Regions from separate parts of the Mus musculus genome. Here region 2 is linked to region 1. A link is a loop called in an ENCODE intact Hi-C map of the cell type or tissue named here. Cell type or tissue: left cerebral cortex. All regions are shown on one strand. Each heading gives the region's core, and the rest is flanking DNA. Links, peaks and the distances in the headings are about the cores only. Region 1 overlaps Gm41297 (a long non-coding RNA gene). Region 2 has its middle 30 kb from the start of Ywhaz.

What was found. A loop is a pair of places that touch in the nucleus more often than their neighbours do. Peaks named below come from ENCODE experiments on the same cell type or tissue, not always from the same donor. Only the 100,000 strongest peaks of a DNase experiment are listed, where the experiment ranks them.
Region 2: it touches region 1 in a loop (2.6-fold over the local background); 6 of 42 quality-filtered maps call a loop at or near these places.

Annotation. Positions count from the first base shown.
Region 1 is chr15:36,711,630-36,721,616 of GRCm38, forward strand. Gm41297 (a long non-coding RNA gene) reads right to left here. Exons shown (of 3, transcript XR_875152.2): 2 at 7,478-7,670; 3 at 6,253-6,494. Among named protein-coding and RNA genes, the nearest start is that of Gm41296, 7.0 kb to the left of the region's middle. In left cerebral cortex, for the core only: CTCF peaks have their summits at 4,608 and 8,069 (motif pointing right); a DNase peak (open chromatin) is centred at 4,684; H3K4me3 peaks cover 908 bases; H3K27ac peaks cover 1,299 bases.
Region 2 is chr15:36,759,395-36,769,381 of GRCm38, forward strand. No RefSeq gene overlaps it. Among named protein-coding and RNA genes, the nearest start is that of Ywhaz, 30 kb to the right of the region's middle. In left cerebral cortex, for the core only: a CTCF peak has its summit at 1,388 (motif pointing right); DNase peaks (open chromatin) are centred at 1,445, 2,907, 5,208, 6,184 and 2 more places; H3K27ac peaks cover 1,203 bases.

The sequences.
Region 1 (9,987 bases), core at 600-8,599:
TTGACAATCAGGAATAGTCACTACAATCCACCCCTTGTCAACTTGACTCAAATAATATCTCATGTCCACATGAAACAATAACAAGGTCGTGAATATGCCTAACATGATACGCCTAACATTCCTCGTACAATTGCAAATGCATTTGTAAATTTACAATGGGGCAACGTCCCTTGGGAACATTCTTTTAGTGTCTCAACTTAAATACCAATTGATATTAAAGAAATTGGAAGAAAGATAAATGTATTCGTTAGCAAAATAAGACAGAAGCATTTATATTACTTTATAATCCTTGTTTCTACAACTGGTTACATGGCCTTAATTGGTATTTATAACTACCTTCCTCTACTACCCATTTTGTATTTCCTTTCTAAGTTTGCTATGCTTGTTCAAACTTCTCTTCATAAGACTTAACCAGAGAACAAAGTCTTTGCTGGGCTTTTTTGAAACTTCCTTTGTCAATGCAATTAATCTGAGTCTCTTCACCTTAGCCTCAGGCAGACTTTCCAGAAAAGGGCAAAAAGTAGCCACGTTCTTCACCTAAATACCACAAAAACAGTCTTTATGCCACATTCTGGAATTCTTCTCCTTTAAAATCTCTTGGGCCAGGTCAATACAGTTCAAATTACTCCCAGCAACAAAGTCTTCCATATTCCTACTAGGATGACCCATTAAGCCCCATTTAAAGCATTCCACTGCTTTCCAAATCCAAAGTCTCAAAATCCACATTCTTTCAAATAAAAGCATGATCAGGCCTATCACAGCAATACCCCATTCCTGGTACCAACTTCTATCTTAGGGTTTTACTGTTGTGAACAGACACCATGACCAAGGCAAGTCTTATTAAAAAAAAAAAAAAAAAACCCAACATTTAATTGGGGCTGGCTTACAGGTTCAGAAGTTCAGTCCATTATCATCAAGGTGGGAGTATGGCAGTAACCAGGCAGGCATGGCACAGGCAGAACTGAGAGTTCTATGTCTTCATCCAATGGCTGCTAGTGGAAGATTGACTTCCAGGCAACTGGGGTGAGGGTCTTAAGCCCACACCCACAGGTCACACCTATTCCAACAAGGCCATACCTCCAAATGGTGCCACTCTTTGGTCCAAGAATATACAAACCATGACAACATGAAAATCCAGTTTTCCAACCTTTTCTGGACTGAATACTTGTGAGCCCCAAATGATTATACAAAAATTCTACTTCCAAAAGGGATAGCATTAAAGATGGGGCATGGGAGAGCTCCTTAGGGTCAGACAGGGTTGTGAGGACCTCACAACAGGATTACCATCATCCTAAGAAGAGATGCAGAGGCATCTCTGTCCTTACTATGTAGCATCAGAGGGGGAATTGCTGAGCCCTCTGCAGGGCAGGGAGGGAGTTCACTGCAAGCAGACAGGGCCCTGGCCCTGGCTTCAGACTTCTAGACTCTACAACTGGAAGACATAGTTTCTGATGTTTAAGCCACCTGGCCCATGGCACTTTGTTATGGCAACTAGATCAGATTACTATAATACGCAGCCACTGGGGAGGCTAAGCAGAGCGTGACTGTGAGTATCATACCCTGCTGCTGGGTGCTGGGTTTTAGGGAGGCTCAGAGTCACCTCTCTGGGGGTGGAAAAATGCAGCTTGAGATGCGGGAAGGCCAGAGTCCTGACTTCCAGACTTCTAGTTGCTGCTGGAGAACCACACAAGAAGTCAGGAACAAAGAGTTGGGGGTCCCCTGGTCTGTGACATGGCCGGGGGCCATGGTGGTTCTCAGACTCTCGAACATCCAGATGCCTATGGAAGTCATAGAAGATCTGAGATCAGAAGAGGCCTGCGAGCTGAGGATTAGCCCAGGCCGGGGGGGGGGGGGGGGAGGGTTGGAGGGGGCACACGAGGTGCTCTGTCCGGCTTAGCTCGGCTTGACTGTCCTTTGGTGACTGTCCTTAGCCTGGTGATGGCTGTCTGGAAGGGCAGAGAGACCTTCTGTGGGAGACCTAAGCTGCAGCTCAGTAGTCGAAGGCTTTCTCCATGCTTCTCAGACAGGTTCCTGATGAAATAGACAGCCCTTGGTTCTAAATTGTCCTGGTTGTTCATCGTGGAAAGTGGATGCGCACCAACCTCTCAGGGTGGACCAGAGATTAAATACCTTCGCAGGGAGGAATGTCTGGGAATGGAAGCTTATTAGCTAAACTCTCAGGGCCTCTAGATACCTCATTAACGTGGAGAACTCCCTTCTGGGCCTATGTGACCACAGGTCACGTTTCCTCATGTGGGAAGGGTGGTACGTGTTCCAGCAGGGAGGCTGCTACTGTCTCAGGCGTGTACCCTGGGTATCTGGAAACTCAGACCCGCTCTACCCACTAGGCTTCCTGCTGTGGTTTACTGTCCCACAGCTTCTGAGCCTTCCTCCTCCTGCCTCCAACCCCCACCCCACACAGTCTTTCTTGTTCCATAGCTCCTCTTCAAGAGAATGGGTGTTCAAAGCCCACTGGGTTGATAATGAGGCTTGCTGGCATAGCTGAGAGGGTGGGTGGGTAAGACAGGTGATACCCATCCCCTTGTCAATGCCAAGAACATGTGGTAGGGGCTGAAGAGCTGGCTCTGCAGTTAAGAACTCTTTGACTGTTCTTCTAGAAGTCCTGGGTTCAAGTCAAAGCACCCACATGGCAGCTCACAACTACTCATGATTTCACTTCCAGGGAATCCATACTTGCAGGCAAAATACTCATTCATATAAGTAAAAATAAATTTTGAAAAAAATGTGCCGGGCATGGTGGTGCACGCCTTTAATCCCAGCACTTGGGAGGCAGAGGCAGGTGGATTTCTGAGTTCGAGGCCAGCCTGGTCTACAAAGTGAGTTCCAGGACAGCCAGGGCTACAGAGAAACCCTGTCTGGGAAAAAAAAAATGTGCTGTGACTGGTGACTGGTGACAAGCGTAGTTGCTTTCTAGGGTCCTGTTCTTGTAGCATCCACTGTGGGCTTCCTCTGCCCTCCAAGGCACTGCTCACACTTCCTGGTTTGATTAACCCAGGGTAGCACATGAGTTTGTATAAATTCTACTTACAGTTTTATAAACTAGCCATTTGAGACTGCCATCTGTTCTGACTAATGTACAAGTTATACAAGTGTTTCTCTGTTGCACCTTCACCCTCTCCTCCTCTCCCCTCCCCTCCCCTCCTCCCCCTCTTCCTCGTTCCCCTTCTCTCCTCTCCTTCCCCTCCTATGGGGGACAGTCATGGAGAATGGTTCTTTTCCTCAAAGTGTCTTGAGTCATAGTTATTATCATTATAATTATTATTTTCAAGACAGGGTTTCTGTGTGGTCCCTGCTGTGTTCGAAACCTTTTCTGTAGACCAGGCTGGTTTGGAACTCAGAGATCCACCTCTACTGCCTCCTGAGTGCCAGGATCAGAGGTGTGCTCGATTCTTCCCAGCTTTGAGTCATATTTAAAAGACTCTGTTTTCCCTAGTGACTAAGTAGCAGGTATGTTCATCCACAAATGTAAGCACTAAAAATAACATGTTTACCATAGTTTTCATCCAATTTAGTTCTAATTTGCATATTCATTCTCTCCCCTCCCCCGGTAAAACGGAGGTATGTTTGGGATTTATTCTCTCAAACACACCCTCCCATTCTATGACTGAACAATGGAAAGCATTTCTGGTTTCAGGGCTCAGTGATGGGGATCCAGCTGGCCAGGGGGTTCCTTTGGGTGTGGATGAGGATCTACATCATAAGTGCACTACACACATATGGGCACACACATGGGCACACACATGCACACATACTCATGTACACACGTACACATATTCCTACATATGTGCGCACAGCACATTCATGCACATACATGCACGTATACACACGTGTACACATGTACACACATGTATGCACAAATGCATACACATACATAGTGCTGCTGGAACTGTAACCTGACCTGGTGTCTTCAGAATACAGTATCAGAGTGTAACAAGGTTGAACAGTTTGTAATGCCTGCACTTCTCTGACTCTGTGTTATACACTTTCCCAAAGTTCATTACACACACACACACACACACACACACACACACACACTTTGCACATTTAGTTTATGTCTTCAATTCTTATGATTCCTAAAAGTTCAACTCTATCGAAACTCAAAAGCCATTGAAAGATGCGTTGCTGTGGTCCTTTTTCTGGTTTTCAGTAACAGGCCCCACCCAGTCTTCTGACTGAGGCAGGAGAAACAAAACAGGAAACAGCACTGTGTGTGGAGGAGACAACCACGCTCAGGTTTAAAGAATATTCTCGGGCCCACGGACATGTTAATCAGCGGCAGTCAATATGAAATTGGGACAGATCTAATAGCATCGAAACAGTCGTGCATCTGGGTTCGCGAACGCGAAAAGGAGGCTCGCATAAATACAGTCACCACATTGGAATTTCTCAGTTACACACCATGTAAAGGGCGGGACTTCCTTTATTAAGGATATGACCTCTAAAAGTTAAAAACAGGGACTCCCCCTTTTTTCTCTCAACATAGTTTAACCCGGAGGCTCTGGGTCTAGTTATGTACAAAGTGTCACATTTAGAACATAAAAGAATAATTTTTCGAGCGGATTTGCAAGAGCTGCACATACAATTTTCTACCGCTAGATGGCTCTGAACCTCACAGTGGCGCAGTAATGATATTTGTGCCTATTTATAGATACAGATCGCAGACCCTTCTGTTAGTTTCATAATCCTCTTACGTAATGCTGGCTTACCAGGGACGGTTAATTACCACTCTGGAGATGGGCAGAAGGACCCTTAGGACACGATGTCCCTAGCACTGGACTGGAAGTTCTTAAAGGGTCTGTCCTTGGGTGACCAAGCAGAACTCCAAAACTCTGGAATTTGTCCCCAGAGAAACCGGAGAGGCCAGAGAGGCCAGGTGAAGGATAAAAACAAAGAGCAGCTGCCTGAAGCACGTGACCAGCTGGATGCTGGTGGCTGAGGCCAAGTCAGCCTGTTCTTGGGTCTGGAACCGGCAGAGAGCTAATGCTCTAAGAAGCTTTCTCCTAGCAGCCGCACCTGCCCACAGCCCTCTTCAGAGGCCTGTTCTAGTCACATCTGCCCACCCCTAGGGACTCAAGGACCAGCAAAGCCATGCTAGTGTTCCTGACCAGAGAGCTGCACCAGTCTGCTTCCTATGGGCATTTTCCTAAGGGCACCAACTATTCTTTGTCTGTGAGGCCCACATAGAACTATGGCCAACAGTTTGCACACAGTAGGTACATATTCAGTGTCTGGTGGAAACAAGGGGTTTGACAGGAAGGGTCAGAAAGGCTGATGAAGTAATTGCTTATAAGTTTCTGAATCTTTTTTTTTTTAAATTTATTTACATTTCAAGTGTTATCCCTTTACCCAGTTTTCCTCCCCTTCCAGAAAACCCCTATTTCATACCCTCTCCCCCTGCTTCTATGAGGGTGTTCCTCTCTCCACCCACCCACCCACTCCCGCCTCCCCGCCCTCAATTCCCCTACACTGAGGCATCTATTAAGTTTTCAGAGAACCAAGGACCTCCCCTCCCATTGATGCATGACAAGGCCATCCTCTGCTATATATGCCGCAGGAGCCATGTGTACTCCTTTGTTGGTGGCTTAGTCCCTGAGAGCTCTGGGGAGTCTGGTTGGTTGATATTGTTGTTCTTCCTATGGGGTTGCAAACCCCTTCAACTCCTTCAGTTCTTTCTCTAACTCCTCCACTGGGGACCCCCCCCCCCCCCGCACTCAGTGCTAAGGTTGGCTTCGAGCATCTGCCTCTGTATTTGTCAGGCTCTGGCAGAGCCTCTCAGGACACAGCTGTATCAGGCTCCTGTCAGCAAGCATTTCTTAGCATCCACAATAGTGTCGGAGTTGGTGACTGTATCTGGGATAGATCCCCAGGTGTGGCAGTCACTGGATGGCCTTTCCTTCAGTCTCTGCTCCTCACTTTCTCTCCATATTTGCTCCCGTGAGTGTTTTGTTCCTCTTTCTAAGAAGGACCAAAGGACCCACACTTAGGTCTTCCTTCTTCTTGATCTTCATGTGGTCTGTGAATTGTATCTTGAGTATTTGGAGCTTTTGGGCTAATATCCACTTATCAGTGAGTGCATACCACGTGTGTTCTTTTGTGATTGGGTTACCTCACTCAGGATGATATTTTCTAGTTCCATCCATTTGTCTAAGAATTTCGTGAATTCATTTTTTTTTTTAATAGCTGAGTAGTTCTCCATTGTGTAAATGTACCACATTTTCTGTATCCGTTCCTCTGTTGAAGGACATCTGGGTTCTTTCCAGCTCCTGGCTATTATAAATAAGACTGCTATGAAAGGGTCAGAAAGGCCGAAAAAGTAATCACTTGTAAGTTCACATTCTCATTAAGTCTTTCCCACTGCAGCGGGAGGGCTAAGAATCTGAACGCTCATTAAAATAGTCTGGATTCAATCAGTGGCTACTAGCTGTGTGACCCCGGGCCAGAGATGTCATCTTTCCACATCTTAAATCCGGTTCCTGTAAAATGGCAACAATATTAAAACTTACTTCATGGATTAGGCTCAAAGATGAAGTAAGTTGGTATTATAGTGTGCTAAATAGGGCTCCCAGGACAGAGTAGGCACCAGCGGGACCCAGTGAGAATGCTGTGAGCGGGCCCCATGCAGGCCCTTGGGTCTCTTGACACCCTCAGTGAGATTTCCTTCCCAGAGTTAGCAAGGGGGTGAGGAAGCAGGAAGCTGCCATGCACATTAAGTACAGTTGTCCCCATCGTGGCTAGGTCAAGCCTCACGCAGGCTGTGTTTGGGTCAGGAAATTGATATGGTACAGTGAGCAGCTTCAACTTTGACCGCCATGGTGGTGTCTGGGTGAACCATGTACAGGTTTGCTTCCACTCACCATGCCCCCAGAGCAGCGGTTCTCAGCCTGTGGACTAAGACCCCTTTGGGGGTCCGACGATCCTTCCACAGAGGTCTCATATCAGATATACCACATGTCAGATATTTACATTGTGATTTGTAATGTAAATATGAATAACTGTAGCAAGTTACAGTTATAAAGTAGTAACAAAAATAACTTTATGGTTGGGGGTCACCACAACATGAGGAATTGTATTAAAAGGGTCATAGCGTTAGAAAGATTGTGAACCACTGACCCAGATAATACAGAATAACAAGCTCTTACATAGTGTGCACAATGTATTGGGGGTTGTAAATGATCTAGAGATTACGTAAAGCAGACATACATGATATACATATCCCCAGCCTTCTGACACTGCAACACAATCTTGTTTACAAAGTTCATGGACACATGACATGAAAACAAGTATCACACACACGTGCATACACATGCACACACACATGCCTGCACACACACCACACACATGTACACACCGGTATACATACTATACATGCACACACACACACACACACCACAGTCTCCTGATCTCGGTTTTGTGATGTGCTGTTTTCACAGCTGTACTGGCCTCGGAGAGGACATACCTGCAGACATTCTAGGTTTGATTTACTTGATGTTTCATTCCTGAAATCAAATCCTTGAAACACCGACCTAAAGGGGAAAGGTCATTCTGGCTCACGACCTCCGAAGTTTCTGGCCATGACCAGCTGGTTCCATGATTTGAGCTTGAGTGGACTTTCATGCTGCTGCTGGGACGGCTAAGGTAAAGCAGCCCTCCTGACAAACAGGAAGAAGAAAGAATGACAGCCAGGAACCAGGAAGAAGACAGGAAATCCCATAGCCTGACAACTAGTTAAGTCTCCATCACTTCCCAATAATGTCAGTTATGACTCCATTTGTGAAACCACAGCCCTCATAACCTGACCACTTCCTCAAAACGGTCACTGGTGACAAGCCATCAGCACTCACACATCCAGAATGCATCAAGTTCAGATAACAGCAAGGCCATGCTCAAATACTGCATCACCTGATAAAGAGGAACTAGAGCATTCCTGCATTTTGAAATGTGAAGGATCCAACAGCTCAAATACAGAAGGAAGGACAATGATGCTGGACACCTGTTGTAGAAAACATTTTTTTAAATATTTTATATGTGACTACACTGTTGCTGTCTTGGACACACCAGAAGAGGGCATCGGATCCCATTATAGATAGTTGTGAGCCACCATGAGGTTGCTGGGAATTGAACTCAGGACCTCTGGAAGAGCAGTTAGTGCTCTTAAGCCATCTCTCCAGCCCTGTAGAAAACATTTCATCTCAATCTGGGATCATTCAGTTCCCAGATTAAAAAAACACACACTTTTGCTATTTACAATAAGTCTTAATCAGCACTGGAGCTGGACAGACATCTACCCTCTATGCTTCATCTGGGCCGCTCTTAACTCCGATTGGCCAGCCCCTGTGGCCATGCTTTCCTGACTCCTAGCCCACGGGGTCTTTCTGCTCTCTCCACCTTCTCTCTTTCTCCTCGTGGTCTCATCCGACTCCAAGTTTGGGAACACCAAGCCCCACCTATCTCAATTCTGTCCTGCAAGCATCTTTTTTTTTTTTCCTTTTTTAAAGATTTATTTATATATAAGTACACTGTAGCTGTCTTCAGACACTCCAGAAGAGGGAGTCAGATCTTGTTATGGATGGTTGTGAGCCACCATGTGGTTGCTGGGATTTGAACTCCGGACCTTCGGAAGAGCAGTCGGGTGCTCTTACCCACTGAGCCATCTCACCAGCCCGGCTGTAGGCATCTTTATTCAGCAATCAGAAATAACTTAGGGGCAGGGTCACATAGCATCACTCAGGTCTATGTGGGGACTCTCTCCTCTCTGGAGCAACCAGGTCTTGGGAGCCTACACTTAGCACTACAATACATAACAAAGTACCAAACTCAACAGGCATCTACCTTCTCCTTAACTCTTTGAGTTTGTATAACTTTATACACCTTTTTAGCTTGGTGTAGTGGCACATACCTTTAGTCTCAGGACTCGGGAGGCAAAGGCAAGCAGATTTCTGAGTTCGAGGCCAGCCTGGTCTACAGAGTGAATTCTAGGACAGCCAGGGCTACACAGAGGAACCCTGATGGTTAGCTGGGGCTGAAGAAGCAGTCATGATTCAAGACACCAGAACTGCTAGAGTGAAACCGTTGCTTTGTTAGGGTGTTGGATACTGGTTGACTGAAAGCCAGTCCTGCCTAGATTGCTCTTGATTTTAGAAGGTCGCTGCAAGAGAACTGGGTAGAAAGAGCCTTGGTGAGGGGAACCCTAGTGAGGAGGAACGTTCCTTCTGTGTACTCGGGGTTATTTGAGGGCCTGCTTTAGGTAAACACTGCAATGTCTGCTGACTTATAAGTCAAAGTTTATACTTGATTTCAAAGTTGTGGATAAGATACTGTCAACTTAAAAATCACAGCTCTCATTTTAAACAGAATAAGAGATCGTTTATTCTGGAGCCATTTTGAGTGACCGTGGCCTGGGAACTCAGATTTAGGTTACCTCAAATTTCGGGTTCTGATTTTAGAAGCAGTTTCTCAGGGTTCTTTCTTATAGCTTTACAGAACAAAGGAAGTCAAGGCATGTTTAAAATACACTGGTGGGTACACCAGAGAGTCAGGGACACTGAGCTGGGAAAGCTTTTCTACATCTGAAATGTTATCTGATGACATTCTTAGCTCTTGGATTGGTGGAAACTAGTGTTCTGCTTAAGTTAATAGCTTCTAAGAGATTTTTATTTATTATAACAAGGTGTGAGTTTAGATACAGGGTAGGGCAAGGGATGGCAGTTCCAGAAACTAAGATTAGCCCCAGATAAAGTAATGAACCTACAAAATTTGAATCTCCACAGCACTTAGCTTCCAATTGCTCTGTAGTGTCTGCAGACACAGACTCCTCCCAGGAGATTTTTTCACAACTTCTCTTGAAGAATTTTCATTCACAACATTAACTAGACCGCCCAGGTTCGAGTACAAGCCATTGATGCACCTCTCCTCAAATGCAGACACCTCTATGCCCAGAGTATCTAACCCAGGGGAGAAAGGACAGCC
Region 2 (9,987 bases), core at 571-8,570, 48 kb after region 1:
AGACTTGTGTTACATTCAAGGTGCTTTGGAAGTGGGGCAGGTGGGGGGCATGGTAAGGTCTGTGACTCAGACCAAGCATCCTCCCCGATCCCTCCCACACATAAATGATGACATAACCAGGAAGAGAAGGAGCCAGCAAAGGACACAGACCTAGGAACAGTAAGACAGGGTAGAAAGCAGGGGCCCAGGCAGTATACAACACCTGGCCACTAGGTGAACCCCTCAGCCTCCTTTTGTCTCCCCTGTCATGTGGACCTTTTGTCCTGTCTTCTGCTACTGGAACAGAAAACCTCGGGCTGGATAAGCCACACACACGGTAGACATTTATTTAGCTCATGTGTCCAGGGGATGTAAAGTCCAAGATCGAGGGACCACATGTAGTGAGGACCTTCTTGTTTCCTTATAAGTCTGCAAGCACATGACAGACAGACAGACAGACAGACAGACAGACAGACAGACAGACAGAGATGGGGGTAATAGGAGTGGGAAAGGGAGTGGGGAAGACCAAACTGATAACAAACCACTCTCTAGAGAGCCACCCATACCCTGAATAATTTGATTAAACTGTTCCTGACCTCAGAGCAAATGTTCATTGCAATGAGTCATGGCTCTGTTTCAAGGCTACACCATCTTCTGCTATACCATCAATACCGGATCCTCACTGGGACACCTCTCAGATATTCTGTTGTCCTGTGCCATGGAGTTCCTTCAGCTTTGGATCTGCAGGGCTGGCCCCTTCACAAATTCCAGCAGATCATAGATGGGACAGATGTTGGGGTGTGCCAGCTCAAAGTGCTAGACCTTGGTCTGGGGGGTAGCTGAGTTGGTCAGTCTGCCAGCTCTCCAATGTTGTGGATAGCCCTGGGGCTAATTACATTTTATGTTAATTCCATTCTCCAGTGAAGGGTTTCATGTGAATGAGGAATGAGTCAGCACTCAGGTGATTTCCTGTAAACCTGCTTCCCACCTTAATTTGTAAAATAAAGGAAAGCTGATGATTGGGCAGATAAAAGGGAAGGTGGAGCAGAAGGTGAGGGAGAGAAGAAGGAGAAAATGCAGAGGAGGAGGAGGAGGAAGAAAAGCAGAGCAGAAGCACATGGCCTGGAGAAACCGCAAGTTCTAAGGGGTCTCATGAGCTGTGGAAGATGGTAGTGTAGCGGTAGATATGCCCAATCTAGACGCACTGCATGTAATCATATTAACTGTGTTGTGTTTTCATTACCAGGGCATATTTGGGAGATTTACTGCAACACTCCTGCACCCGAGCCACCAGTGTGAGCTCTACAGCACTGCCCTAGCTCATCCAATGCTACAACTGGCCAGGGTCAAGGTCTACCTGCCTGTTCTCATGTTCTCATGTGGTGGGAGGCAGCGTATCCCTACCTTTGCCACCAGGGGGAGTTCTGCTGTGCTGCTCAGCTAAGGTTCAAGGCCCATTCTCCCTAGTGCTGCAGCCAGTAAGGGGCTGGGCCAGCTCTCCCACGCTCATGCTGTCAGAGCATCTCACCTGCACCCCCACCATCAGGGTCAGCTCTACTGTGCTGCTCTATAGGGGGTGGTGCTGATGCTGAGGTCCTGTTCTTCAATAGGTTCTCGATTCATCAATAAAGATGCTAGCTGTCAATGACCTGGGCAGAACAGGTGGGACTTCCAAGGTCCCCACAGGCAAGCTAGCAGACCTAGGAGAGAGGGAGTTAAAGGAGATAAAGCCAACCAGCCATGTGAGTCAATGGTCACTGTATCTGATTATGCCAGAGTGGCAGGGGATGTTTAGCAGTACCCAGTCATTGAGTTAGCAAAGGCATTTTGAGATTAACTGGTGTGTGTGTGTGCATAGGGGCTGGTAGCGCAGCCTGCAGCCTGTTCCTGAAGCTTACGGCAGGGTAACAAAAACTACACACTCTACTGCCCAGGTGAGGGATGGAGCCAGTTCTCCCAAGAGCCTCACAAACATTCCTGGGCACACAACTCTGAGACACAGTGAGTGGTGTGTTCTCAGCCAATACATCTTAGGGTTGATTCGCTATATTATATTAGTCAGATTCTACATTTCCCCTCAAGATAGAGGCCATGACCCTTTGCATTTTACAGCTAAGGATAGGTGCAGTAAATTCCCTTGGCCGCACTGTCTGTTGTTCAAGTGATGGGGGCCAGGCTCCAGCTCCAACATGTCTCCTGGGTGAGAGGTTCTGTTTTCCTGCCCCACCAAGGCATCTGATTTCTAAATGGGAAGTGAAAGTTAAAAGGCAGCTGGGTCAGGGAGACCCTCGGTGGCCAGGCAGGGCCAGTACAAGATGGGTCTCCACCTCTGTGTCAGTCTCCCTGGGCATGCCTATTAGCCTCAGTGCCTGACATGGTTGGTCAAACCCAACATCATCTTTGTGTCAAAGTACTTCCATCACCAAGGTCAAGGCCCTTGCTCCTTACATGGTTTAGTTTTGGTGCTGGCCAGTCATCTCCTGGAGTCATCAGAGCCTGGAGAACATAGGTCGCAGTGCCTGTCTGCAAGCTTCACTTCTGTTTATTGAACTGCTTAGTCTTCACCACAGCTCATTCCTAATTTACCAATAAGAAATCTGAGGTTCGGGGAAGAAAAATGGTATCAAGGATTAGTTTTGTTTTGAATTCACAGAGCCATCTGACTCCATACTTAAGGGCAGCAGGCACCAAGCAGGTCTTTCCCTTCCCCTGACACGGAATCTTCCTAGCTTAGAGTCTTTCCGGAACTGGTCCCAGAGTGATCAAGGATGGTGCGAGTGTCAGCTCGATCCCAATTTACCCATTCTAACAGCTAAGCAGACTCCTTCCTAATATTAAAATGATAAAAACAGGGCTATAAAATCAGCTGGTTTTGTCATTTTGGTGTCTCCGAGTGGGACGAGCCGGGGGTGTGAGCTGGTTGTGGGCAGTGACACACACTGCTGGCAGCAAGAGGATGAATCATTAAAACAGAGTGTGGAGACTCATCATGGCGAGAGCTAGCCTGGCCTGGGGTGGGGCAAGTACCCCAGGCAAGAGTCAGGGCCTAGAGCTTTTCTTCCCAGCTCTGCTTTGGCTGGGGGCAGCTCCAGACCTCAGCTTTCTTTGATCTAGACTTGGGTGACCTTCAAGGTTACTTTTGGCTCTCAGTTCCCTGTTCCTCTGTTTGGGGATAGAAAAACATTTTCTGTGCCTGCCGTGAGCCCAATGTTTGTAATCCTTCCAGCAGTGGTTAAGAGATCATGAGCATTGGCCTATTGGAGTTCAGACCCAATTCCTGCTTGGTCAGTTTTCAGTGGCATGGCTTGGGCAAGCATGCCCCCTCTCCAGGCATGCTTCTCGCTACGTAACGGGGGCATCAACTGCCAATGTGCCCATGCAGTAGTGCCATGATACTCAGAGATGGAACATTTGTCATTAGAAATGAATGAAGTCATGAGGGTGGGGCCCCATGATAAGATTAATGTCCTTATAAGGGAAAAACTGAAATTGAAAGTCTCCCAACCCTGGGTGAGGACCCAGGGAGGCAAGGCATCTATCTACAAGCCAGGAAAACTGACCACATCTGAATCTGTCAGTTCACTACTTGAGAACTGTTTGTTCTTTAAGCCACACCATCTATGATATTTTGTTGTTTTGTTTTTTGTTTTTTTTTTTTTTTGTTTTTTCGAGACAGGGTTTTTCTGTGTAGCCCTGGCTGTCCTGGAACTCACTTTATAGACCAGGCTGGCCTCGAACTCAGAAATCCGCCTGCCTCTGCCTCCCAAGTGCTGGGATTAAAGGCATGCGCCACCACTGCCCAGCTCTATGATATTTTGTTTTAGCAACTGAGATGACTAAGGGTCATGGTAAAGAGGACTATGGGTGTGACTCTGCACCTGGGGTGGAGCAGGGAGCCTTAACACACTGCATCTTCTCTGGTCCTGACGTTAGCCTGACTTCTCCTGACAGCCAGATCACCTCTGGAGAAATGGCCAGTCATCCCAGGGCACCTTGGTAACTTCATTTAGTGCCGTGTATTTCTACTTGACTCGGGGCTATCCTTGAAAATGCACTTCAAAGGCAAGTTAGCATGTCTGACCCCTGACCCCAATGCCAGCACTGCCTTCCCACTCATACAGCCACTGGGTGCTCACATGTTTCTGAGTCCCTCACCAGGGTGGGTTCTACCTCTCCCTAAGAACTGTAAGAAACAGTCTGTCTGCTCATCCCTTCCTGAGCCATGGGCCTGCCCTCTTAAGACTGTTGTATGAACTATAGTTTAGTAAATTTATGATGACTAAAGGAACAGCCAGAGACAGTCATGAGCTAAACATGGCCTGGCAAAGCGGTCTGTGATCCCAGCAGTTAGGGGGCTGAGGCTGAGGATCTAGAGTTGAAAGGCCACCTGGACTACATAGCAATACTGTTTTTCAAAATCAAAGCAACAGTCAAAATTATCATCCTTATTGAGAAGTTACACATAGGGCTAACATGTGACATGGTTAATTCTACTTTTAGAGAAATGAAACTACACACTTTGTGTGTGTGTGTGTGTGTGTGTGTGTGTGTGTGTGTGTATGTGTGTAGATACCAATCCATAACACTGTTCATAGTAGTCAAACCCAAATGCAAACCGGTGAGCAGAGGAACTGTACGGATGGTCCTGGAAAAGGCCACAGACTGTATGGCTGTGCTTACATCAGGTCTACTAACATGAGGAGTCTACAACAGTCAGCTTCCTAGACCCAGGAAGTCCGGTGGTCATCAAGCCATGGAGAAGGACTTGTGTTCCTTAGTGGTAAAGTAAAGACGGTCTTAAGCTCTTATTCACAACTGCGAAGACGCTGCTGGACTACACATTTCAAATGGCCATGACAGTGATTCTTATGTTTGCTAACATATTTTTAAAATATTTATTTCTTACTACTTTATATGTGTATGTACTCTGCCTGCATGCGTGTGTGCGTGTGCGTGTGTGTACACCACATTGTGCCTGATGCCCTCAGAAGTTAGAAGAGAGCACTGGACCCCTGGAGTTACAGGAGGTGTTGACCCTCCACATGGCTCTGGGAACTGAACCTAGGTCCTCTGTGAGAGCAGTGAGTGGCATTAGCAGCGGAGTCTTCTCCAACCACAGTAACAGAATATTTTAAAAAAGCAAACATAAAACTATGCCATCTACAGATAAGCCTACCGAGAATGAAGGTTGGTGGTTGCTCCAGGCTGGAGGAGGGGAAATGCGGAGCCATTTAAAGGGTTTCCTTTCAGCACAATTTGGAGCTTTATGGAGGTGGTGTTTGCATAAATTTCAAACACATTAAGTGCAACTGCCTTCACCTTAAAATGGCTAATTTTATATTATGCAAATTTATATGAATTTCACCTCGATTTAAAAAAAGAGTCAGTAGATTTTATGAAGTATAAAGCCAAATGCATTGGGCCAGCAGGATGACTGAGCTGGCAAGACTTTAGAACTGAGCCAGGGCACCCACTTAGAGGAAAGAGAATGCACAGACTCCTGGCTGTTGTCCTCTGACCTCCCTGCGTGCAGCACATGCCCCCTCCCCTCACAAAGGAAGAACACATAATATTTCTTAACAAAATGAGAAAAGTATATTCTAATTTGGGTGTAGTTCAACCTGGGATTAGCATGTATGCACTGTGAATTTAACCCTCTGCTCCCAAACAATGCCGGTAGTAGTAGTAAAATAATAATAATAAAATCATGCTAACTTACGGATACTTTCCCATATGGAAGCCTTAAGAAAGGTCCTGAATTTGTTAAAACTTTTCTGGGGGAGACACAATATAGAGGTCTATTCACTCCAAACAGGGAGGTCTATTCACTTCAAACAGGGAGTCCATGACAGACCAGGAAGTCCTACCTGGTGAACTATGAGTTTTATTGAGGTTGCTTACAGGAACACAGGAGAGGGGTTACGTACAGAAACAGAATGGCTCAAAGATAACTCAAAGCCCACCAGAGCATACTACACAGCCTGCAGGCAGCTCATCAGTTGGAGAGTGTCCTTTCCAGATGGTTCAATTCATCTAAACCTCTTCGAGGGGGTATCCTGGGGGCCGGGGAGCTTGGTTCTGTTACAGGCCTTGTGGAGGGGAGCAGTCAGGGAGACGCTGCTGGCACAGAACTCTGAGCTGCCGGCAGCGCTGTCCTAGTTCCTAGACAGTGTCTTCTAAGGCCTTGCTGTGGGTTTGCTGGTTATCTCTCAGTGCCTGAGAAGGTTTTCAGCAATGGGACTGAATGCCTTCAAGGATTCCCTCTTTAGGGCCATAACAACCTGCTTCATTACAGTGTGGTTAAATACATGATTCCCCTGTGAGATGAGGGACACCACCATTAAAAGTCTAGAGAGAGACCTGGTGTCCTCACCAGCTGCAAGTCACATCTCTAGTCCCCTCTAGTAATCAGTAGAATGCTTTAGCCAGTGGGACTCCATTCTCCAAAGGTTTTGGGCCTGGCAGGTTACAGGGCAGCGCTTTCTGCTCTGGTTTTTGGTTCTTCCAATCTGATGAAGAGACAGGCAACAAAACAGAAAGGAGGGACTGAAGGGATGGCTTGCTGGATGAGAGCTTTGCTGCTCGAGCTCTCTTGAGTTGGAGTTTGGATCCTAGACCCACGGACAAAGCCCAGCATGGCTGTGTAAGCCCAGATCTGTACAGGGCTCAGGAGGATGGCTGGGGCTTTCTGGTAGCTAGCCACCTCCAGGTTCACAGACAGACCATAAGGTGGAATGATAGAGAACACCCACCCAACAGCCTCCTCTGCCCCACAGAGGGAGAGGGGGAGAGGGGGGAGGGACAGGGAGGGGGGAGGGACAGGGAGGGGGGAGGGGGGAGGGAGAGGGGAAATAGATATGTCTTTCCCATTGTGCTCCCTGGTCCACTGTGAGCAAGGTCTGAAGGCATCAGAGACAGCCTGTAGGCATTGTGCAACCTGATTTTAGAATCCTCTTGTGGCCATGTTTTAGGAACGTGACTCATGGGATATGGGTGGCAGTGCCACACCTTCTCTTAATGCAGCCAATGTCAAATGTGAGGGGGTGAGCAGTCTTTGCTGTTTCCTATTTCATCTTTATTAAAAAGATCTAACTGGCCAGGCATGGTGGCACACGCCTTTAATCCCAGCACTTGGGAGGCAGAGGCAGGCGGATTTCTGAGTTCAAGGCCAGCCTGGTCTACAAAGTGAGTTCCAGGACAGCCAGGGCTATACAGAGAAACCCTGTCTTGAAAAACCAAAAAAAAAAAAAAAAATCTAACTGCAGTGCTCTGGACACTAATGAATAATATTTCCATAGTGGGCTGTTTTCTTCTAGGCTAAAAGATGACACCCTCTACCCTCCCCACCCAAAAAACTTTTTGGGTAAGCCAATCTTATTTAAGTTGGATGCCTTATGAACAGAGACTGAAGAGCAACAGCAAAGGCCTTACCTACCTGCTTCTCCACCCCCACATCTACCTTTGGTCTCAGCTCTTGCAAATCAGTGGAGGATGTCTGATTCCCACACTGTTATCAGGATCCTCCCAACAGCTGATGCACAGCTTGGAAGCAAGAAATTCTTGCCTGTTCGAGCTTTAGGTGTCAGTCAGTGGGAGGTAAGGCATGGTCTCTTCTCTTAACAGCCCACGGCACACATTTAATGTCATGCTTAAGTAAGTTCTTCAGAGAGATGACAGTGCATGGAGATGCAGCTCTGGTTGCACGGGGCTTCTCCAGTGCACTCCTGAACAGATCTGGACTCGCTCCCCTGCGACTGTAGAAATGGGGTGTGGTGGCACATGCTTATAACCTAGCACCCCAGCCCATGTGGTCCAGGGACAACCGTCAGGCCTTGGGTTTCTCCTCCTATTATATGGTCCTGGGACCTCAAAACTTACAGGATCTTCAGAAAGCATCTTTACCTGCTGAGCCATCATGCTGGCCATAATATATATATATGCCTCTGCCTCCTGAGTCTGTGCTACCTCACCTGGTCATACCACCCCCACCCCCCCCATCCCCCCCCATCCCTCAGCTTCGTGTCATGCTTTTACTAGTAATTCCAAGTCCAGCCAACATGAGACATCACTGTGACATTTAGAACAAAGGGTCTATTTCTTCCCCCTCACCACTGCACAGCCAGTCCTCCTCACCCTGTGTCATACTCCTCTTTCCTGACCCACTTATCCTTTTGCTGACCCTCCCCTTCCTGCTTTACTCTCCTCAGTCTCCTTTCTAGGAGCATAAAAGGCTGGAGAGATTAGCCTCCTAATGATTTGTCACAAAAAAATCCAATCCTGTAGTCCATGATAGAACCAACTCCCAAAAGTTTTCCTCTACATGCCTACACGCCTGCCTCTCCTCCCTCCTCTCTCCCCTGCCCTCCCTCTTTCCCTCTCTCTCTCTCACACAATAATAATGGAAACAATAATATAATACTTTTTAAAAAGAGTGAATAAGAATTCTTTAGGAAAAGCAAAGGTACTGTCTCCTGTCATTAGGCTTTTCCTTCCTAGTAAAAGCTTGTTTTGATTAAATGCTTTAAAGTCATGCTTTAGTCTTTAGAAGAAAAAAAGGGGGGGGGGAGGACAAATCAACACCTAAAGCTGCATTTTAAAGAGATTTTACATTTTTAATTATGTTTGTGTGAGTAGATTCTGGAGACCACCAGTGGGCTGGAGGTACAGATGCTATGAGCTTATCTGCTGAGCTCTCTCCATGTTTGATCTTGTCTGGTTATAGTTGATTCATGTGCACCCTACCTATCAGAGTAACTTGGTTGTCTCTAGGCTTTTTGCTAAATAGGAGCTGTGAATATGGGTGGTTCTCTGGTTTCTCGTGCACACCCCAGATTTCTAGGAAGACAGGCCTATAACGGAACCACCAGGTTGAAATGCTCTCCTCTATAAGGTAATGCTTTTATTTATTTTTGGTAAAGAGCGATTCTGTTTGCACAAACGATAGACAAAGTTTTGCTATGTAGTCCCAGGGCATTGAGGGTGATGGGATCCCAGGACGCTCTCCTTTATTGAATGTATATTACACACGCATACTAGCATTCATACCAATCCTCTGCAAAGCCCAGAAGTCCACTTCTAGATACCTTATTCACTTGAATTCATACTGCTTTATGATTCAAAAATGCACAATTTTGAGCTAACACTTTAAAAAAAAGCTTTCCTTACACATCAGTATCAGCAAGTTAGCCTAGAACTTTAAATTTTATTTTTGGCAATTTAATGCATGTATCCAATTAAAAAAAATTTATACATGTGGGCAATATTTTGAGTAGATCCACTCATTACCCACATCCTCTTCCTCTCCCACGGCACTTCTTTTTAAAACTAGTTCCACCTCACAGGTTTATGTCTTTGTACATGCAACTGAGTTTAGTGTGGACAAGAGGGTTTCTTGAGTTGAGGCAACTTATCAGTGACTGACTAGACCACTGAGACTCTTCCCGAAGTCCTGAGCCACAAACCATACTAAAAAGCTGGGGCTGTGGTGCAAGTAATCCCAGAAGCATGGCTTTAGGAGTACAAGCACGTCAGCAGCTCCTGTCTTCCCCGGTCTCCAGCTGGAGTATAACCTAGTTGGTCTGTCCTTCCCCTCAATGTTTTTGTGCCTGTCACAATGGAAGACAACCTGTAAATGACACCCCAAGCCTTTGTAACTCCCATGCCTCCAGCACAGTAGTAGCTGTTTCTGAAGCAATTTGGGTCCACTGATGTGAAAAACCTGATAATCTTTAGTGTTTCTGGTTTACAAACTTCTTGTATGAACTGCCCCCCAATAGAACTAGCCTTTGACTCAATATAGCATTCCCTCATTTCCCCCGAGGATCAACTACATTCCCTCCACTCCTACAGATTTTAGCTATTTTGACATGTTAATACCCACAGGCCTTGCTGAAAATGCCTATTGCTGGGCTCTTACCTAAACAGTAGAATTGCTGAGAATGAAGGAGGAGCTACCTAGGGCACGTTCCCAGTCTAAAGCTTTAGGAACCACAACAGCAGCATTTAGAG